2 separate regions of the Homo sapiens genome follow, and region 1 is linked to region 2. Evidence: chromatin loops called from intact Hi-C (ENCODE). Cell type or tissue: dorsolateral prefrontal cortex. All regions are shown on one strand. Each heading gives the region's core, and the rest is flanking DNA. Links, peaks and the distances in the headings are about the cores only. Region 1 overlaps NTM (neurotrimin). Region 2 has its middle 92 kb from the start of NTM.

Region 1 (2,915 bases), core at 203-2,702, 210 kb after region 2:
ATCTTTTGATAACACATTATCCTATTTACTCTTTGTAATGCCACCAGTTCTTCATTCAGTAGCACCACGCACCCACTTGCTCACCAATTTGAAACCCCAGCAAAAAAAACAGTGTTCCTGCTGCTGTCTGATCCTGGCTCCACCACCAGGAGGGCCTGTCAGACATCCTCTTCTGATGCCTATGCTGCCATCCCTGGGCCCCTGGAAGCCTGCCAGAAAGGTGGTCAGTCTCTTCTCCATTCAAAGCATATGTTTATCTTAAACTCTTGTTATAGCCTCGTGTTTTGATTCTTGCTGAACTCTGGAGAATATAAAGGCCTCTAACTCAGCCCCCTGATGTATACAAACATAGTACTGAATAAGTTCCATATTCAGGACCCAGGGCTTAATGAATACTGGATGCCCCAAACATAACCCTGCAGATTATTATTATTTCCAGTTTCAATGAAGGAAATTATGACTCAGATAAGCTAATTGATTGGTTAAAGGTTACCAAGCTAGTAAATTATAAACCCCCAATTGAAATCCAGTAGCCATGACTTCCTGTTCTGTTATCATTCTTTCTTTCTATGGGTTAGGATTTAGAATTTGGAGACAAGGATAGGTGAGTATATTAGCCAGGGTAACAATAGAAAACAGAATTTTATTTTATTCAAGTGAAGATATGGTATTGAGGAGACAGTTTACAGAGGTTACAGATAGGGTAAAGAACACCTAAAAGGAATGTGGAGACACTCAGTGGTTTGTAAACAAGAAAGCTCTTGCTACCCCTAGGCTTAAAGAAAAAGGGGGAAGGGATAATGTTTTGGAGCTGAGGGGAAGGCTGGAGCCATGGAGGAAGGTCCGCCTGCCGGATCTCTAGCTTGGAAGGCTTAAACACTGACAGGTGCAGCTCTGGAGAAGGGACGGAATGGGGAAGAGGACCACTTTCTTTGTTCAGGCATTTGCCAAGTTCAACTAGAAATAGCCAGTGAGGGAGAAGGTGATAGAGTTGGTGGGGTCTACATTTCCTGGCACAGACCAGAGCTGGTAGTGGGGAAGAGTTTGGAAAGCAGTCAACACATAGCACCAGTGCCTGGTCCTTCTTCACAGGGCTGTGGGTAAAAGAGCCACTGCCTTCCTACCCAGACTCTATACCTACAGGGGGAATCACCATGAATCCAAGAAAACTCAGGCTTCAGGGGCTTTTCCCATTATGTATTGCTTCAAAATACTCCACCCCAAAACTTGGGGGGTTCAAACAAGAATGACTTATGATTTCTTATGTTTCTGTAGGTTGGCCGGGTGGTCTTTCTGCTTTTTCGTGGTGTCAGCTGGAGTCACTCACACAGCTGCATTCAGCTCGGAGCTCAGCTGGGTCTGAAACATACAAGCCAGCCCCACTCACACTCTAGGCTTTTCAGTTCTCTGGCACAGAACCCTGATCTCTGCACATGATCTTGTGTCATTTTATTTCCTAGCCTGAACTTTTTTTTATGGTGGCTGGCTTCCAGAAGGGCAAAAGCCGTCAGGCCTCAAAAGACCTATGTCACTGCCTGACACAGCATTGCCTCTGCCTCATTTTATTGGTCAGAGAAACTTGCAGCCCAGCCCAGATTCAAGAAAAAGGGATATAGTTTCCACTTCACGATGGCAAGTGCAGCATGTGCATACAGGGTGGGAGGAATTCTTGGAGGCCTTTTTTTGGCCAGTCCACCACAGTCTGCCTTCTCACTATAGCAATTCATGCCCTTCTTATGTGGAAAATATATTCCCCCTCACACATCCAGAATTTTCATCCCATTATTACATCAAACCAAAATCCAATAATCTGTATTGGGCTGAGATGTGACTGTGGCACTTCTTGGGCTAAAGAACTGTGAGCTGAAAATACAAGGTAAATCCCACTATATCCAGCATATGATGGTGATATAATGCTAATACAAGCGCAGGATATTTGCAATAAACACTGGAATTTAAAAAGGCAAAGAACAGGAAGCACATCACAGTTACTGGCCCATAACAATTCTAAAATCCAGGAAGGCATTCATTCACTGTGCATTAAGCCTTCCTGGGAGCAAAGAATTTTCTGTGATTAGCATCAAGCTCTGCCTCTGTGAGGGTTCTTGATTCAAGCCAGAGATCCAGCAGGTGGACCTTCCTCCGTGGCTCCAGCTCTCCCCTTGGTTCCAAACATTATCTCTTCTCCCTTTTTCTTTAACTGTCATTTTCAACTTTTGGTTGATTCCACCTTCTGGCCTCTTTGCTATGCCCTCAGATTCATTCTTCCTTTTTCATAAGAAATGGCCCATGTTTGCAGCTGAATAACTTTCTCAGCTTGCTTTTTTCCCCGTAGAAAGCTTGTGACTCAAATGCCTCTTTTCACTTTGAACTTCCTTATCCCTTTATTCAACCCGGTAGTTCTCCCATCATGATAATTCTCTTTAAAATATTATGTGCCATTCATTGACCTCACCAAGGGTTCACTCTGTGCTCCATGCCCTAGCATAATTCTTTCAGCAACTAACCTCTCGCTACTTTGCGTGTGTAAAGCAACATCGCTATGATTTCCAGGACTTCTTTTGTCTGACTTGGAAGGTCTAGGAAACATTGCCTTGAATCTTCTAGAATTCTTAAGAAGGTATCCTTCAGCCACAGCTTTGATTTGATCTTTACCCGAAGGCCCATATTTTGTGAATCTTTGCCACCTGGAAAACTATGCTGGGGGCCCTTACGTTTTCTTCATTTTTTCTTGAAAATTGGCCAATTCTTTGGCTCCTCTCTCCTTTGCAATGCCTCAACATACATTACTAAAAGAAGCCACTTAGCATTTTCAATTTTACCTGGCCTTAGCCAAGTTCACAATGTATTCACTTACCTCTCCATTCTCCGAGCCTCTCCTCTTTACTCTCTGCCTTAGTCTTTTTCTGTTGCTA
Region 2 (2,915 bases), core at 198-2,697:
TTGTGAGGCCTCCCCAGCCATGTGGAACTCTGAGTCCATTAAACCTCTTTCCTTTATGTGCAGGGGGCCTTTATACATTACCCAGTCTTGGGTATGTCTTCATTAGCAGCGTGAGAACAAACAAATACAGTGGGTAATGGTAGTAAATAACTAAGCATATGTAAACCAAGGGTTATTTATGCTGAAGGAAAATGAGTGCAGGTTTTTCATAAGAATGTGGTAAATACAAATTTTAGGTATAAACTCTTTCTTCTTCCCCCGACCCCAGAAGATCCAGTTTTCATGTGCCTATGACCCTTCTTGCCAAGATTTAGGCGTTAGCTTTCTGTAAGCACTGTCCTTGGGGGAGTTTAGATAAATACTGAAAAGTATAAATTTCTGTGTTATTAAATATATAATTTAATGTGCAGCAGAAACAATGGTCTTGAAAGTTTTTGATTTGCAAGTGCTGGGCTTCAGAGAGAAGAAAAGGCTCAGGGCATAAAATATGTGCCACACCAGCAGCTGGGTGGAAAATGCATGAGAGAGAAAAATTTAGGTTCCACACAACCAGAAGAGGTGACCCTTTCCAGTTGCAATGGTTTCCAGAGAGGTGTGGAAGTGAATATGAAGACAATGTCAAAGCTACGACATCAGGAAATAGGACCCCTCCCCTCCATCCCATCCTAGGATCAAGGGTGGGTGGAATATCCAAGAAGATAAGCTTAATATGAGGACGACAGAGAGGCTTCTACCTTCCTTCCCAGCTGCAGGTGTACTTGGGCAGGGGCTGCCTTAGCTGCAGGTTAGTCTGCATTGAGAGAGGTGCTAGACAGATGGGCCCAGGGGCAGCTTCACAGCATACAGGCAGCATGGTCCAGTGCCAAAAGAGCAACTGGGAGGTCCTGAGCCTGCAGCAAGGCACTAAGGGATGAGAGAGTAGGTAGAACTGGAGTAGCCTGTGCCTAAAACAGAGAGGATGCACAGTGTTTGCTCCTGGATCTCACAGAACATTCTGGAATGGTGGATATCAACAAAAGACACTAGGGGAAAATGACAAGGACCAGAGGAGGCAAGTACATCCCAAAGGTAACTGACAAATGTGGAGGGCAGGAAGGAGCCAGGTAGCAACCCCTGCAATAGTCCTGGATGGTAATATGCCTCCCCTCTTCCCCATCCTGTTTTGTTCTGACCACCGTCAGGATTGGGGGGTTGCATCCGAATGTGTGCTAGATGACAGCTCTAAGGTGATGTGTTAACAACAAGAGCTATAATCACTTAATTTATAGGGAAACTGTAGGGGGAAATTGGAAAACTGGACAATGGACAGAACTTTTAAATAATTAACGTGAAGACAGACTATACATACACACACGCGCACACACACACATACCACTCACACATATTCAGTCACTGAGGCAATTTCTGCTTATAGTGGAGAAACCAATGACATCAGTGACCAGGCTAAACCTATGCATTTTGTGGGTGAATTTAAATTTCAAGTGAGTGCAGAGTGTTTTGGATTATCTCCGCCAAGTTGCTGCCTAGCATGGCATGCCATTCATGTGCCTAGATCAATATAAATATGGATACCCCTATATGAACTAGGCAGGGAAAGTGGGACAATTTGACAGCCCCTTGCTGAGACACAGCGGCTTCCATCCCTGGGAAGGGCCTGAATAGCCCAGTGCAGCCCTGATGGACTATAAGCAAGAAAACAGCAGCCCGGAAAATGCAGATGCTTTGGAGATGCTGGCTTGACAGACTGAAGCCTGTTTGTCAAACAGGCTGTCACCTATCAGAGTTTTAAATAGGAGCTTTCTATGGGATGTTACGTAACTTGCTGGCTCACAACAGCCCCAGTGGAATGGAACGGGGGGCAGGGGGGGTGGGGGGCAGCGCCAATGAGAAGCAGCTGCGGGATAGAGGACAAGGCCCTGCTATTCTTTTCCTTAATGGATTCCCTGCCTCCTGCATTGCCATACTTGAACACACAACATGGGAATGGAGGTGCCTGCTCTTTAAGGGCTGTGTCAGTCAAGCAAGGGACATTACATGTGGCAAAGTTGGAAAGAGAGCAGGGTAGAAAGATATAGGTTCTCTGTGGTGGCTGGTCCCTTGGGCTAGTGCCCTGGGCGATGCGGGGTGCTCACCCCAGCGCTGCCCCTGGTCTACCAGGCCGGCATCGCCCTCCTACATACCATGTCCCAACTGAAGGCTGATGGTTGAACTCGGTTCTCCCCCTTTGGGAAGGGACGTAGGTTCAGTTCCACAGAGGGTGTGAGATGAGATGTTCATATGTTTGAAATCATGTAATGGTGTGTGTGTGTTTTTTTTTTAATGTTCTCTGGACATAATATTGCTGCTTTGGTTTGTCTTCTCTTCCAAGGAGGACCTAGTTCTTTTTTTCTTTTTTTGGGAGATGGAGTCTTACTCTGTTGCCCAGGCTGGAGTGCAGCAGTGCGATCTTGGCTCACTGCGAGCTCCGCCTCCCAGGTTCACACCATTCTCCTGCCTCATCCTCCCGAGTAGCTGGGACTACAGGCGCCCGCCACCACGCCTGGCTAATTTTTGTATTTTTAGTAGAGACGGGGTTTCACCCTGTCAGCCAGGATGGTCTCGATCTCTTGACCTCGTGATCCGCCCGTCTGAGCCTCCCAAAGTGCTGGGATTACAGGCGTGAGCCACCGTGCCAGGCCTAGGACCTAGTTCTTTACTGCCCCTTCAGTCAAGTTGAATCCAGTGAGAGAATCATCAGTCACAACTTACCCTATGTCAAGGTGTAGTCCTGAGAATCTATTAGTAAAGTAAGTTTGGAGATGAGTTTTATTTTAGAGGCCCTAGGGGAGTTGGCTATTTTAAAGACTCCTGATGTAAGAGCGAATAATTCTATTGTGATGGGATGAATCACTCTCTACTTTCTGATTTATCTGTTT

What was found. Hi-C counts contacts between places; a loop is a spot of excess contacts. Peaks named below come from ENCODE experiments on the same cell type or tissue, not always from the same donor. Only the 100,000 strongest peaks of a DNase experiment are listed, where the experiment ranks them.
Region 1: it touches region 2 in a loop (2.3-fold over the local background); 2 of 110 quality-filtered maps call a loop at or near these places.

Annotation. Positions count from the first base shown.
Region 1 is chr11:131,486,956-131,489,870 of GRCh38, forward strand. The region is part of intron 1 of NTM (neurotrimin); the gene reads left to right. Among named protein-coding and RNA genes, the nearest start is that of NTM-AS2, 52 kb to the right of the region's middle. In dorsolateral prefrontal cortex, for the core only: no CTCF peak of the experiment used is centred there; a DNase peak (open chromatin) is centred at 1,416; H3K27ac peaks cover 2,500 bases.
Region 2 is chr11:131,276,906-131,279,820 of GRCh38, forward strand. No RefSeq gene overlaps it. Among named protein-coding and RNA genes, the nearest start is that of NTM, 92 kb to the right of the region's middle. In dorsolateral prefrontal cortex, for the core only: no CTCF peak of the experiment used is centred there; DNase peaks (open chromatin) are centred at 1,736 and 2,147; H3K27ac peaks cover 2,500 bases.